Linked DNA regions of Homo sapiens: all the other regions are linked to region 1. A link is a contact called in ENCODE Hi-C or POLR2A ChIA-PET data. All regions are on one chromosome and are shown on one strand. The core of a region is the stretch at or near the end of the contact, and the rest is flanking DNA. Distances in the headings are between cores, read along the strand shown.

Region 1 (2,700 bases), core at 48-2,547:
ACCCGGGGCGCGGGGCTGGGGCGCGCCAGGCGGCTGCGGCGCGAACCTGCTCGCGCAGCCCGGAGCAGCTCGGGGCAGCCGTGCGTGAAGCCGGAACCCCGCGCGGGGAGGGGGCCGAGCTGGCATCTGCCCGCTCCCTTCCAGGAGGCGAGCGGACGCGCTGGGCCAGAGCTGGTCGGGACAGCCCAGGGGTGGGCGGCACGGACTCGGGGGATCGGGGGGAAGGGGGCGTGTTTTCCGGGATTCGGGACCGAGACGGGGGGAGGGGGAAACTCGGGGGGCGGGCAGGCAGCTGGGAACCCGGGGGGAGGCAGACAACGGGGCGCACGGAGGGAGCGCTCCGGGGTTGGTGTTCCCCAGGGTCATAGAATAACCCACGGGGAGAAAGAGACTGCCCAGGGACTCGAGGGGACGGGGCCAGGGGCGGCTTCTTCAAGAGACCGAGCTGGAGGAAGGGACGGGAAGGGAGGGAGAGATGGTACTTCCACCCGCCCCCCCATCAGCCCAGCCCCCGGGGCGTGGCGCCGCTCTGGCCCTCCCACTCCCCCCGCTGGCCTGGCCAGACTCAGCCCCCGCACACCTCCCCTACCTCCGACCCCCTCTCAGGCATCGCCGGCCCCAGCCGTGTCCGGTGGAGGGGGAGTGGGCGCGGGGCCCGCGCGTCCCTCAAACTTCTTGCGAGTTCACCATCACGCCTCCCGCCCCTTCGACTCCCAGCTCCGGGCCGGGAAGGCCCATGCCCGCCCGGCCCCTCCCGCCCGGTTACATAAGGTCGCGGAGAAGCCGCCCCCGGCCCGCGCCTGAAGGGAGGGGCCGAGGGGGCTCCCGGCTCGGCGGGCAGCGCCGCTCGGGCCACGCGCTGGGCGCCCGGGGGCGGACGGACTGCGGGTGGGTGGCGGCGCGCACGGTCCTGCTTCCCTCTCCTGCCGGCATCCCCCACCCTCCCACCTGTCTCCGGGACCCACGGGATAGGGGCCAGGGAGCCTGGGTCGGGGGTCCCGGGCCCTCCTCGTGCCTCTCGCTCCCCGGTCCCGCTCACCTCGCTCTGAAGGTCAATCTGTCCGCCGCCCGCGCCCCGCGGCTCCGGCAACTTGTCGCAAGTTCGGGTGCCTGGCCCGCAAGCTGTGCCCGCCACCTGCTCCCGGCCTGCTCCGGCCCCGTGCCACCAGGGAGGCCCGCCCCGTCCGCCCTTCCCGCCGCCGTCGGCGCCGCGGCCGCTCCCTGCGTCCCGCCCGGGCCGCCGCCTCCGCTGTCACCGAGCCCCGCGCCCGGCGCCCGGGCTCCGGCTGTCACTCCACGCACACTTCCCTCCGCGCCCGGCAGAGGGCAGCACCCGCCCCGCCTCCCAGCCGCTCTGCCTCGGCGCCCACTGGGAAGCGTAGTTCTCGCTGCAGTCCCGCTAGGCACGCCGGGATTTGTAGTCCCGCTCAGCGGACTAAGGCTTACAGGGAAAGAGGCTCTTGACTTGGAACCTCTGATCCACTTCTACCTCTTTGCAAGTTTTCTTTCTCCTCTCAGTAAAGTCCCAAACCAGGGCTCACTAAGATACATTCTGTAGCCTGTCCGACCCCCTAAAAGGAACCTGCAGCCTGCTGTCCTTCGGCAGTCTAAGAAAGAGAGGGTCCCAGATGGTGTGCTGTTGCCATAGAAACTCCACCTGTGGCAAATTCCAGCTTCTCTTCAGGAGTAGGGTGCAGGACCTGGATCTTGCACTTTTATCCCTGCCCCGATCATAAGGGGCAAGGCCAGGGTGAGCCTGGCGAAGTACAGGGTAAAATATGACAGTAGAAGGCAGCCTGCCCCCATTATGGGTTCTACATTCACGCCCCACTCACCAGCCTGAGCTTGCTGTCATGTTGCTGGACAGAAATTGTCTGAGCTCCTTTCATGTCACCTTCCCTTGTTGGAAGTTCACAGGGTGCGGAGGCATCATTCTCTACTTTCTCCTCTTCCCCGCCCCTTTTTCCCTGTCTCCTCCCCCAGCCCCTCCCCTGCTTTTCTTCTCCTTCCCCTCCTCCTTTTCTTCCTCTCTCTCCTCCTTCCCCACATACAATGTTGCTCCTGGTTTCTGGATCTTTTGCTAAGAGGCTCCTGAGGAGGACAGGGATGAAGTCCAAAGGGACAAGATCCCTTGCTGAGTTGGTTCCAGCAAATAGGCTCGATTTCTCTGTGACTCAAGTAGGAACACTCTCCCCCGGCCCGCCACCCACCCACCCATGATGGCGCTACCACTGTCTTCCCTTTCCAGGGGAAAAGTATGAACTTTAAGCTCTGAGGGTTACAGAGCCCATCCCAAGCCATGCCTTAGGTCCCATTTCTCTTAGAATCACAGTGACCCACCAGGAAACCTTGTAGCCACTCAGGGAAAACTCCCTTCCAAAAACAACAGGATGACCAACATAAAGAAGAACTATTTATTATTAGAGAAAGTCCAGAGTCCAGAAAAAGAAGGCTGAATCCAGAGTGGAAAGACAGATACAATGCCCTAGGAGGGTGCAGGGTCAAGAGGAAGAGGGGAGCCCACGTGTCGAGGCAGCAAGTCTAGGCGGCAGTGGCAAAGCCTACTCTGTTGTTGCCCAAGTCGTAGACGGAATAGTAGGACCTGAGGAAGACATCCCCGAGGATCCACAGGGGCTGGCCGTTCTGGGAGGACAGGTAGGTGGGCTCGACTCCCACGGTGCAGTAGCCGTTGTTCTGCTC
Region 2 (2,843 bases), core at 260-2,759, 1.2 Mb after region 1:
GGCATGAACCATCGCGCCCGGCATTTATTATTTTTGAGATGGAGTCTTGCCCTGTCGCCCAGGCTGGAGTGCAATGGCGTGATCTCGGCTCACTGCAACCTCCATCTCCCAGGTTCAAGCAATTCTCCTGCCTCCACCTCCCGAGTAGCTGGGATTACAGGCGTGTGCCACCACGCCCGGCTAACTTTTTGTATCTTTAGTAGAGATGGGGTTTCAGCATCTTGGCCAGGCTGGTCTTGAACTCCTGACCTCGTGATCCACCTACCTCGGCCTTCCAAAGTGCTGGAATTATAGGCGTGAGCCACCAAGCCCGGCCTCCTCTTTATTTTTTATTTTGATTTATTTATTTTTGAGATGGGGGGGGTGTCTCGCTATGTTGACCAGGCTGGTCTCGAACTCCTGGCCTCAAGCAGTTCTCCCTTCTTGGCCTCCCAAAGTGCTGGGATTACAGACATTAGCCACGGCGCCTGGCCTTTTTCTTCTTCTTCTTCTTTGTTGAGACAGGGTCTCAATCTGTTGCCCAGGCTGGTCTCCAACTCCTGGGCTCAGGTGATCCTTCCGCCTCGGCCTCCCAAAGTGCTGGGATTACAGGCGTGAGCCATTAAGTGTTCCCCTTAATGACACAGCAGATGAGAGTTTTACTGAGTATCTCCTTGTGCCAGGCACCCTGTTGTTGCTGGGGAAGCGGAAGGGAGAGACAATCGTTAATCGGCTAAATTTCTGCCTTCTGAGAGCTCAGAATCAAGAAATAAATAATAGGGCAGTAAAAGGGGCTGGGATTACATACAAAAAGAAAATTAATGCCTGAACTTTTTACAATCTGCTCGATAAGCTTTAATTCTATTAACCTATTTGAGCTTCCCAACAACAGGCAAGCTCCCACAGCAGCTAGGAGGATCACTTTGTCGTCATACAAATAGAAACAGGCTCAGAGAGGAAGTCATTTGTTCTAGTTCTCACTAGGACAAATCTACTGGCTACTAAAAAAGTGTGAAGGCTGGGGACAGTTTGAGTCGTCCTGCTTGCACCTTAAGCGCCTACAAGAGTGCCCGGCTATAACAACCACAATACCAATAATAAAATTTAAAAACAGATGTTCAGTAAGGACTTGCGGCATTAGGACCCCAGGAGGGAAGTGACGTTCGAGGAGGCGGAGAAAGCCGCGAAGACGGCCTTCCCCACATCTTCCAGCACCTGCGCGCCTGAATCCGTCCCACCCAGGCCCAGACGCAGGCTTCTTCTCGGGTCTTGGTCCTGCATCCTCTCTCTCCCAGAGCCTCCGTTAGGGGGTGGGAAAGGACTTTGCCATAGGTCGCTGAGGCCACCATCTGCTCTCTTACTGGCCAAGGGCGTAAAAAGATAGTCTTCCCATTAGCTAGAGAGCAAACCCCAGAAAGCCTATTGGCTGCGCCGTCCGCGGGCCTTGGTCCGCTTTGAAGGCGGGCTGCGGCTGCGAGAGGAGGGCGGGCGGGAGGCTAGCTGTTGTCGTGGTTGCTCGGAGGCACGTGTGCAGTCCCGGAAGCGGCGAGGGGAAACTGCTCCGCGCGCGCCGCGGGAGGAGGAACCGCCCGGTCCTTTAGGGTCCGGGCCCGGCCGGGCCATGGATTCAATGCCTGAGCCCGCGTCCCGCTGTCTTCTGCTTCTTCCCTTGCTGCTGCTGCTGCTGCTGCTGCTGCCGGCCCCGGAGCTGGGCCCGAGCCAGGCCGGAGCTGAGGAGAACGACTGGGTTCGCCTGCCCAGCAAATGCGAAGGTGAGGAGGCGGGGCCCGTGGGGCGTATCCTGCCGGAGGGGCTGGCTCCAGCGGTGGTGCTTGCGGAGCAGCGTCGGGGGTTGCAAGGTTCCGAGCTCTGCAGGGTGTCTTCCTTCCTTGAACAGGCTTGCGCCGGGACGCTGCGGCGGACGAGAGATCTGGTCCCGGTACCCCTGGAGTTCACACATTGGTAGAAACAAGCAATGATAATTCAGAGTAGTAGATGCCATGATAGGGGAGGTACAGAGCTTCCTTTTGGGGGCCGGACGAGGAGCATCTGGTCTAGCCTGGAGTGGGGGAGGGGGTGGGCGAAGGCTGTGTGCAGAGGGGAGTCAAAGAGGGCTTCATACAGGAAGCACGAAGAGGCATTAGGAGTTAGCCGGATGAAGAGAAGTGGAAAGAGAGGGGCCCACTCAGGAAACTACAGAGGCAGAGGCCTGCCGGCTGAGAAGCTAAGAACGAGTTTGAGGAACTGAAAAGCTCCAGATGACTCATCTTGGGGGAAAAAAACCTAAGACTTTCCCCTTTTGCCCTCACTGCAACCCAATCTGTGTAGTTGTCTGTTGCACCCACTAACAACTCCTCGAAGGCAGGAATTTTTGTCTTAGATACGTATTCACACAGTGTCTGGTAGGCACTCAATAAATGTTTTGAGAATACAGATGATTAAATGGGAGACTGTGGGTGTGTGTGAGGAGGAGGATCTGGATCTGAGGAGCCCTTTGGGGGAACAATAGAGCCTATGGGGAACTTGAAAGAAGATTTTAGGACTTTGGAGAAAAGGTGAGTCCCAAAGACATAGGCGTTGAGGAACTACAGAGAGAGAGAGAGAGGGAGCTACCAGCGAGCCAGGACTATAAAGGACCTATTTCTTTTTCCTCAACTCCGTCCCTTAGTTTTCTCCTCAGACCTTACAGTCATGCCTGCCTTCCTAGCCCCGTAACCCCAGGGCCCCCAGAAAGTTGGCTGTGAATCTCTCATCTGAATTGAAAGCCTACATCAGGCCAGATGTTCCCTAAACACTGGAAAGTGGGTTTGGGGTAAGTTTCGGACACATAATCCTTCCATTAGAGAGATTAAAAGGATGCTTTA
Region 3 (2,700 bases), core at 12-2,511, 1.6 Mb after region 1:
GCATAATTCCTGACATAGAACTCGATAAGAGGTAGTGGCTATGGCAGTGACTGTGGTCCTGCACACTTCATTCCGAAGCAGCAGCTCCAATTCATTTAAGCTAACAGTTTACACTCTAGACGTAAAGCCTGGTAGGGTTCAAGCGTCCCTAACTCGCCACAAAAACGGACATTTCGGCTTTTTCCCCTAAGATCCAGGAAGGCAGCTCAGGTGTAAGGGGATGAAAAGTACGGAACCCCGAGGACACATCAACTCTACAAAAAGTACCAAGACACACGGTTTGGACGAAATGCCCCTCGCCTTGGCAAACTTTCCACACCTCACCCGGCATGAGAGAAACAGCCTATTCCTAAGGAACGGAGCGCGCACTCCCGACGAGACGCCCGTGCGCTCCCGAGTCCGTTATTGTGTCAACGCTCCCGGGTCTGACAGAAGCCTCCAGGCTCGGCATCCCCGAGGGAGTTGGCCGGAGGCTTCGCGCTTAGGACCCTGGTCTGGAGGCCCCGGGCGTTTCTGGAAACGGGAATTCCGGGGGAGGGGACTGGGGGATGGAGGGAGTCCTGGACGAGGGGTGGGATTACCCGGCTGCCGCTGTCGCCTGGATGGTCTCCGCGGCCGTCCCGGGCATAGTCGGCGCGGGACTCCCCCCGGCTGCTGCCTCTGAAGCCGGCCGGGCCCGGCGGGAAGAGTCGTCGGCCCCGCGGTGGCGACGGGGAGCCGCGACGGGCCCGAGGCGGGGACGGGGAGACGCGACGACCCCGTGGCGGGGACGGCGAGGCCCGGCGGCCGCGGTGCCCTGAGGGCGAGCGGGGTCGGCGAGCCGGGGTCCGCGACGAGGAGCCGGAGGGCGGAGGCGGCGGTGAGCTGCGGCGAGCCGGGCCTGAGGAGGAGCCAGAGCTGCGGCCGCTGCGCGGGCCGCCCCCGCCGTCGTCTTTAGGCCGGTGGGAAGAGACGGAGGAGCGAGCGCTGCTGCGGTACATGGTTCTTGCAGCGGCGGCCACGGCGACAGCTCTGACCCGGGGGCGCCCTAGACGCAGGCTCGGAGCGCGCCGCCGCAGCTGCAGCCGCCGCCACCTCGGCCGCTGCGCGCCGCCTCAGCCGCGGGAGCAGCCCCCTCCCCTCGGCCCCGCGTCGCCCCGGGGGCCCGGCCGAGCGCGCCCCCGCGGCTGGCGGTTGGAGGGCGCGAGCACGCGTCCGACACACCCCCCCCCGCCTCCGGGGTTCCCCGCTCCTCCACTCAGGGAGCGGCCGCAGGAACCAAGAAAAGTGGGGAGGAGCACAGACGCCGGCGCGAGGCTGGGCGAGGGGAGGGGAAGCGAAGCGCGCGCCCTGAGCTCTGCACGCCCCGCCTCCGAATCCTCAAGATGGCGGCCGCAGAGCCGCCCACTTCCCCCTCCCGCGGCCGCCACGTGACCCCTGTGGCCTCCGCGCGGGGTGGGCGGAGCGGAAGGAAGGGCTTCTCTGGAGAGGGATCTGGTTTTCCGGGGATGCTCCAGGCCTCTGGACTTAGGGGTTTGGAGACCGTGCGGAGGTGTCTTCGCTCTTTCGTGCCGCCCCTCAAGCCTCTTAATTTAGGGATGGACACGAAATGGTTGAAAACCATTCGTGATAATATAAACGGGCCTGTAAACGTTAGCTGTGTGGGAGGTTACGGACCCCGGCAGGAGCGCCCACCGAAATCCTGTCCCCAGCTGAAGCAACACGACCCGCATCAGTTTACTTTCCAGTTTGCCTAATTTCTAGAGGTTGAAATTGAGGATAGGAAAGTACGAGGTGGAGGTGGTGGGCCAGAATCAAACCCAAAATAGACGTTGTCAGGCCTCTGAGCCCAAGCTAAGCCATCATATCCCCTATGACCTGCACGTATACATCCAGATGGCCTGAGGCAACTGAAGAGCCACAAAAGAAGTGAAAATAGCCTTAACTGATGACATTCCACCATTGTGATTTGTTCCTGCCCCACCCTAACTGACAGGATATATTCTCCCCCTTGCCCTTAAGTAGGTGCTTTGTAATATTCTCCCCCGCCCTTAAGAATGTACTTTGTACACCTATCCCAAACCTATAAGAACTAATGATAATTCCACCACCCTCTGCTGACTCCTTTTTCGGACTCAACCCGCCTGCACCCAGGTAAGATAAACAGCCTTGTTGCTCACACGAAGCCTGTTTGGTGGACTCTCTTCACACGTTTTCGAGCTGTTTTCTGACTAAAGTACTTGTGGTCATGGTGGAGGTCCTTCATTACCAGGGGCCCACATCATGACCAACTGGAGGCGTGGCAAGTTTTTGTAAGAGATCCAGGCATGCCCCCTCCCCTGGCCTAAGTCCAGAATTTTCCTAGATGCCAATCTCAGGGCCCTGCATCCTAAATACAAAAGTGGGCCAGGCGCAAAGGGTCACGCCTATAATCCCACCATTTTGGGAGGCCGGGGCAGGAGGATTGCTTGAGCCTGAGAGTTCGAGACCAGCCTGGGCAACGTAGAAGGACCTCCATTTCTAAAAAAAAAAAAAAAAAATTTGCCGAGTGTGGTGGCACGTTCCTGTACCCCAGCTACTCGGGAGGTTGAGGCTGCGGTGAGCTGTGATCATGCCACTGCACTCCAGCCTGGGTGACAGAGTGAGACCCTCTCTCAAAAAATACATCCATATATATATATATCCATTTCCATACGTTCTTATAATGGCATATACTCAGTA
Region 4 (2,700 bases), core at 51-2,550, 1.0 Mb after region 1:
GTTTTTGTTTGAGTCTTGCTGTGTCGCCCAGGCTAGAGTGCAATGCGCGATCTCCGCTCACTGCAACCTTTGTCTCCCGGGTTCAAGCGATTCTCCTGCCTCAGCCTCCCGAGTAGCTGGGATTACAGGAGCCCACCACCACGCCCAGCTAATTTTTGTATTTTTAGTAGAGACAGGGTTTCACCATGTTGTCCAGACTGGTCTCGAACTGCTGACCTCAGGTGATCCACTCGCCTCGGCCTCCCAAAGTGTTGGAATTACAGGCGTGAGCCACCGCGCCCGGCCTGGGCCACATAATCTAAATACTTTGGATACTAGATAGTTTACAGAGAAGTTTCAACAATTTGAGATTTGAGATTAAAAATAGGTGGTAGTTATACTTGGACCAAAGAATGTTAAAAGATTGACTAGCTCTCTTTTAAGAATGAGGGGGTTATGTAATGAAAATTCCGCAAATATAGAGATAAAAGATATCTACATAAAGAGAAGGCAGTAGAAAATGAATGTTTTGAGAGTGATTTACTCTGCCTCACCTTCCTTTTAGTCACTGAAGTTTTGTTTTCCTTTTTAATGTTCACATACGGGCTTCACAGGTAAGGTTTCAAGAATTTTGGAATGGACAAAGAGTGTTGCAAAGGAAAGCTTAGTACATTTGAAAGTTAGGATGAACCAGTTATTTGCCTAATAACTAAGTTAAAAGTCGTTTTGGTTTTTAAAAAGCATATGCAAAACGTATTCACTGAGGCTTGCTCTAATTAGAGTTCTAAACAAATCTTGTAGGGTTTTTTTTTTTTGTCTTTAATCTCCCCCCTTCCCGTGTCAAGTTAAACTGGGTGGGTGGGTGGGTGTGTGTGTGTGTGTGTGTGTGTGTGGAGAGAGAGCCTGCAAGAGAATTAGCACGCACCTCGTGGATCTTAGTAATTGTTTTAAAGCCAAATAAAACTGTTTCTTGAATAAACCAATACATTTCTGAAGTTGAAAAGAATCCCAAAGGAAACGAATGAACATCCTTGCAGCTTGATTTTCCAAAAAAAAAAAAAAAAATTTTTTAAATTAAAAAAATCCTAATCTCCACATTTTTTGCCAGGCGAGAACCGAAGTTTGGAGGTAGACGAGCAGGCGAGCGGTTTGCCCGGGCGCAGAGCATGAAGGCCGGGCGGGCGCGGGGAGCGGCGCCCCGGCCCGGCGCGGGGGTGAGCGAGAGAGAGAGCGGAGCGCGTGTGGCCGGCGCCGCTCGGCCGGGAGCTCCCGCGCTCCGGCCCCCGGCCCCGCGCCCGCCGCCGCCGCCGCCGCCGCCCCTGTTGCGATGGCGCAGAAACCCCGTTGACAAGGCACTGCTTTTTCATGACGGTGAGTTTCCCTTTGAGTGTATTATAATTTTGTGATAAAAATTTCAAGGAGAAAAAAAAAACACACAACCTCCTTCCTCTGCCTCTTTCCTTCGGGGAGGGGAAAAGCGAGGGAGGGGGGGCTGGAGATCTGTCTCCAGACTGAAAAGAAAGGAGCAAATTAAACACCGAGTTGCCAAAACCAGGATATTAGGTTTCAGCCCAGAGAGCTATTGGCTAAGGCTGTGTTTTTTTTTTTTTTTTGGGGGGGGGTGGGTTTGTGGGTGGGTGATGGTGGTGGTGGGTGGATGTTTAATGGACACGGAGAAAAGGGGAATCGAGTGTTTATGCCTTTCCCAGCGCTGCCGGGGCCCCGGGAAGACCAAGTTCAGTGTCTCGGGCGGGGGCGCAGGCGGGCAGGGGGCGGCGAGGCCGGGCCGGGGGCGCCTCGGCGGGGTGGGGGCCCGGCGCCTTTCTTTTTCCTTTTTTTTCTTTTCCGCGGATGCAAATTTCTGGAGCGGGGAGAGGGAGAGCCCGGGAAGGGGGTGGCGTGGCGGTTGGTGGTGGGGAGGGGAGGGGAGGGAAGCCTTTTAATGACTCATTGATTGAGCCGGTTTAAAATTAGTTGTGTGCGCGAGTGTGAGTGTGTTTTCCGCCCCCCGGAGCCGCCGGGAGCCGGGAAGGAGGGAGCAGGGCTCGGCGAGGGGAAGACGGCGCGGCGGGGCCGCGAGCAGGGGGCAGGGAGGGCCTGGAGTGACGGCGGGCGAGGAAGAAAAATAAGCTTTTCCAATCTCCTCCCCTCTGTTTTCCCCCCCTCGTTTCTTTTCTCTCTCGGAAGCTCTAGGGTGTGAATCACATTTTCTTTCTTCTCGGCAAAATGGACCCCGCGTCTGGGGAGGGGGAGGGGAGAGGGTGGGGAGGGAGGCGGCGGAGACGGGGTTTATTTTTCATCCTGGCTTCCCCATTCCCGCCGCATCTGCGGGCGGCCGCGGCGAGGAGAGCAGGTCCGGGGTGCGGCGGGGAGAGCTCGGGGCAGGCGAGTCGCCCCGGCCCCGTTCCCGCTCCCGCTCCGAGCCCGCGGCGGCGGCGCGCACCTGCCGCGGGACTGCCCCTTCCCAGCCGCCTCGCTGCCTTTTCGAAGCACCGCCGAGGATCCGCGGCCGCGTCCGGCCGAGCCCCCAGCCGCGCGGAGGACCGGCGGCCCAGCCGGGCGTCTCCTGCGAGGCCCGCGCTGTTCGCCGCGCCGGCCAGAAGAGATGTGCGGCTGGGACGGCGCATTTTTGGCCGAGTGCGCGCGGGCGTTATGCTGTTCGCGCCCCCCCGAGTCGCCCCAAATGCGGGATATTGGGTGGGGGGGTGCGGTTGGAAGGCG
Region 5 (2,700 bases), core at 160-2,659, 1.0 Mb after region 1:
TCAGGAGTTCGAGAGCAGCCCGGACAACATGGCGAAACCCCGTCTCTACTAAAAATACAAGTTCGCGTGGTGGCGCGCGCCTGTAATCCCAGCGCGCCACCACGCTGGGGGACGGAGTAAGACTCAGTCTCAAAGGCATGACGAAAATAGCAAAAATGCTTTAGTGTTATACCTGTTACGAATTTAATGGAAATTACAAGTAGGAGCCCATTACAATCTCTAGCCTTAAAATGCTGAAAACATACACAGTGTGACAATAAGTAAACTTCGAGACCCAATAAGGGGGAAAGTCCAACGTGGAAAGTATTTGGTAGGAGTGAAGAACAGAGTGACAACTGCTTAGTCCCACTGGATATTTCGCTCCTCTTCAGGAAGAATACTCCAGTTTGGGGAGGCCATATCCCGGGCCAGCCAGTTAAAATCGTCAACATCGTTCCAGTTATTTTTGCTCCTATCTAAACCAGAGCTCTCGAAGTCCTTGTCGATCTCCGGGTAGCTCCAGGTGTAAGGGGCGAACTGGATCCCACTGCAGTCCTCCACGATGGCCCTGCTGGTCACCTGCAGGAAGATGCGGGTGTCTTTCGTACTGTGTATGCGGAGCTGTTGGCAGGCCACTGCCAGCACGCAGTCACTGCAGTCCTCCAGGAAAACAGAGGTAGACACCGGACCGCAGAGCAGCTTGCAGCTGTGGGCCTTGGTTAGCCGCAGGGTGTTGGGATTTCCATACAGTCTGACCGTGCAGTTGCTCAGTTCGGTCAAAAGAACGTCGCGCTGGTGCAACTCGCTGGCTCTCTTCTCCAAGACTTGGGACTCCAGGTTGGAGAAACCGCAGACCCAGCTGGGGCCGAGGTCTCCTTCCGCCTTCTTGGGCAGCGGGGAGTCCTGTATGCTTTCAACTGCCGGGGGGATGCCAGGAGCCGCGTCTACTTTGGTAGACGAAGCAGCATCCTTTCCCCGGGTCTTGAAAGCGAAACGCTTCTTGGGCTGCAGCCCCCGGCGCCGCTCGGCCAAGGCCGCCTGCAGCCGCGCCAGCGCCTCTTGTCCCTGCCGCAGGTCGTAAGCGGCTAGGAAAAAAACTGAGTCGTTGATTAGTTTCTGCAGCCCCTGGAGCCGAGAGGCCGCCTCCTCCAGCCGCTCGACCGACTCCGCGCGCTCCAGAAGCTCTTCCACGGCCGCTCGCTCCCGAACAAAGGTGGCGACGAAAAAGTGGCTGTTCTCCTTCTCTACCTCCTGGTTCTGCCGCTTTTGTTTCCGCCTTTCAACTTCCAGCTGCCGTTCTTGTTCGCGTCTCTGAAGCCGCTCAGGCACCAGGCTCAGGTCCCGCTGGGACTCCATGTCTCCGGTCCTGACAGCAGCAGCGGAGCAACTGACGGACTCCATATTGGCTTCAAGCTTCCTCTCTCTTGTCTTCCTTCCTCCGGGCGCGCTGTCCGTGAGGCCTCCCACCAACGCGTCCGGTGATTGGCCTAACATGATGATGTCAGATCCCCGGCCTTATTTTCTTCGCCTATTGGTTCCTCTGCGTCGGAGGGGGCGGGGAGATGGGGCGGGGCCGACTGACTATGGGGGTGGGAAGACAAAGGTTCTTGTGGATGGGTGGGGTGGGAGGCAGGCGGGGGAATCTTTTTTTTCCTCTTAAAGGGGCAGGACTTATATCCGGGATTGTGGGGTGAGTTGCAGCAGCGGCAGCTGCACATGTGGGTTTGTTTATAAGAACAAGGTTAGAAACTCGCAGGCCTCCCCCTCCCCCCAGCTCCTCCCTACTACCCCCTTACAGGCCGGAGATCCGCTACTAGGGGTGTGGGTGGGAGGGATGAGTGCGTGTGGTGGGTTGGGGGGACAGGTAGTGGTGAGAAAGATGGAGCGGGGGGGAATATTGCACCGCCTGGCCCGCGCCGGAGGAAGCAGCAGCTGGAACAGCTGGCTGGGGAGCCGCTTGCATGCCTCCGGTTTTTTCTTTTCCCTTCCACCACCCCTTCCCCCAACCCATTTCTGCCTCCCCGTAGCCCTCATCCTTACCGCCCCCCTCCCCCCTATCCACTGCAGTTCGGCGCGGCCTGGGGGCTCCTGGATCCCCGCAGGCAGTTACTAGGGCAGGAGAAGGCAAGGGGCACTGCGATGGGAGAGACTGGGTTCCTCACTGCAACCTGGTTCGAGGGGCCCTGGGGGAGTCCATAAAAGGATTACTATTTTTTTGGCCAATTGCTGCAGTCGGAGGGGTGGGGGCGGGGGAAGGTGAGATCCACACCCCCTTCCTCTTTCTTCCCTGCCCTCCCCGAGCTCGGTCCCGGCCACTCCCTCCGCAGCTGGGCGTCGCCGGCCGCGCTGGGGTGAGACCCTAGCCCCGGGCTCCGTGGCTCTCTGGGGCGGTCGGTCTTAGGAAAGCGGTGGGAGAAGCGGTACATTATTTCTAGGGGTGGTGGGAGGGATTTGTCACCGGAAGTGAATGGCCTAGCCTAAAGTCGGGACCAACCCGAGGTGTGGGTGGGCAGCCAAGACGGCGCAGTCACTGGCAAAAACCCGAGGCAGCGGGCAGGGCGAGAACCCGAGACGCAGCCGCTGCCCGGGCGCGGCAGCCTCGCATGCTTCGCTCAGATCTGCGGAGCTCCCGAACCTCTTTAACCCTGCCCGCCCTTCCAACCCTAGGTTTCCTCCTTATATCCCCAGTTCCCAGCCTCCATCGTTTAAATTGGGGTATTT

Evidence for each region. A loop is a pair of places that touch in the nucleus more often than their neighbours do. ChIA-PET counts read pairs that join two places held with the same protein, here RNA polymerase II (POLR2A). Pooled maps may share reads with other maps.
Region 2: a pooled map shows a loop between it and region 1 (22-fold over the local background). The contact joins the promoter of CNPY3-GNMT here to the promoter of TFEB in region 1. A Hi-C loop is called at or near these places in 1 of 37 single-sample maps with no recorded cell type and 7 of 50 pooled maps. POLR2A ChIA-PET finds 5 or more read pairs at or near these places in 2 of 52 experiments (B cell and CD4-positive, alpha-beta memory T cell).
Region 3: a loop to region 1 is called in a pooled map, with 18 times the contacts of the local background. The contact joins the promoter of ZNF318 here to the promoter of TFEB in region 1. A Hi-C loop is called at or near these places in 2 of 37 single-sample maps with no recorded cell type and 7 of 50 pooled maps.
Region 4: a map of gastrocnemius medialis shows a loop between it and region 1 (3-fold over the local background). The contact joins the promoter of BICRAL here to the promoter of TFEB in region 1. A Hi-C loop is called at or near these places in 2 of 168 maps with a recorded cell type or tissue (CD14-positive monocyte and gastrocnemius medialis), 8 of 37 single-sample maps with no recorded cell type and 12 of 50 pooled maps. POLR2A ChIA-PET finds 5 or more read pairs at or near these places in 4 of 52 experiments (AG04450, B cell, GM12878 and 1 more).
Region 5: a loop to region 1 is called in a map with no recorded cell type, with 14 times the contacts of the local background. The contact joins the promoter of TBCC here to the promoter of TFEB in region 1. A Hi-C loop is called at or near these places in 1 of 168 maps with a recorded cell type or tissue (OCI-LY7), 4 of 37 single-sample maps with no recorded cell type and 7 of 50 pooled maps. POLR2A ChIA-PET finds 5 or more read pairs at or near these places in 3 of 52 experiments (RWPE1, activated B cell and activated T-cell).

Annotation. Positions count from the first base shown.
Region 1 is chr6:41,734,311-41,737,010 of GRCh38, forward strand. TFEB (transcription factor EB) reads right to left here and starts at 1,298. Exons shown (of 9, transcript NM_001271944.2): 1 at 1,040-1,298. It overlaps PGC (progastricsin), which reads right to left. Exons shown (of 9, transcript NM_002630.4): 9 at 2,401-2,694. The coding sequence ends at 2,542. RefSeq lists silencers at 1-286, 417-946, 987-1,456.
Region 2 is chr6:42,927,971-42,930,813 of GRCh38, forward strand. CNPY3-GNMT (CNPY3-GNMT readthrough) reads left to right here and starts at 1,510. Exons shown (of 5, transcript NR_134892.2): 1 at 1,510-1,751. CNPY3 (canopy FGF signaling regulator 3) reads left to right here and starts at 1,510. Exons shown (of 6, transcript NM_006586.5): 1 at 1,510-1,751. The coding sequence starts at 1,601. RefSeq lists enhancers at 903-1,404, 989-1,038, 1,049-1,098, 1,405-1,906, 1,549-1,808 and 1 more.
Region 3 is chr6:43,368,386-43,371,085 of GRCh38, forward strand. It overlaps ZNF318 (zinc finger protein 318), which reads right to left and starts at 1,262. Exons shown (of 10, transcript NM_014345.3): 1 at 582-1,262. The coding sequence starts at 980. It overlaps LOC124901227 (atherin-like), which reads left to right and starts at 979. Exons shown (of 2, transcript XM_047419609.1): 1 at 979-1,002; 2 at 1,038-2,700. The coding sequence starts at 979. The coding sequence ends at 1,736. RefSeq lists silencers at 666-735, 746-935, 1,026-1,225, 1,416-1,515.
Region 4 is chr6:42,780,752-42,783,451 of GRCh38, forward strand. BICRAL (BICRA like chromatin remodeling complex associated protein) reads left to right here and starts at 1,301. Exons shown (of 13, transcript NM_001393499.1): 1 at 1,301-1,350. RefSeq lists enhancers at 2,110-2,700, 2,656-2,700 and a silencer at 2,236-2,575.
Region 5 is chr6:42,744,694-42,747,393 of GRCh38, forward strand. It overlaps TBCC (tubulin folding cofactor C), which reads right to left and starts at 1,410. Exons shown (of 1, transcript NM_003192.3): 1 at 1-1,410. The coding sequence starts at 1,380. The coding sequence ends at 340. It also overlaps a transcript of BICRAL not described here. RefSeq lists enhancers at 899-1,058, 1,119-1,198, 1,229-1,438, 1,503-2,466 and a silencer at 2,409-2,468.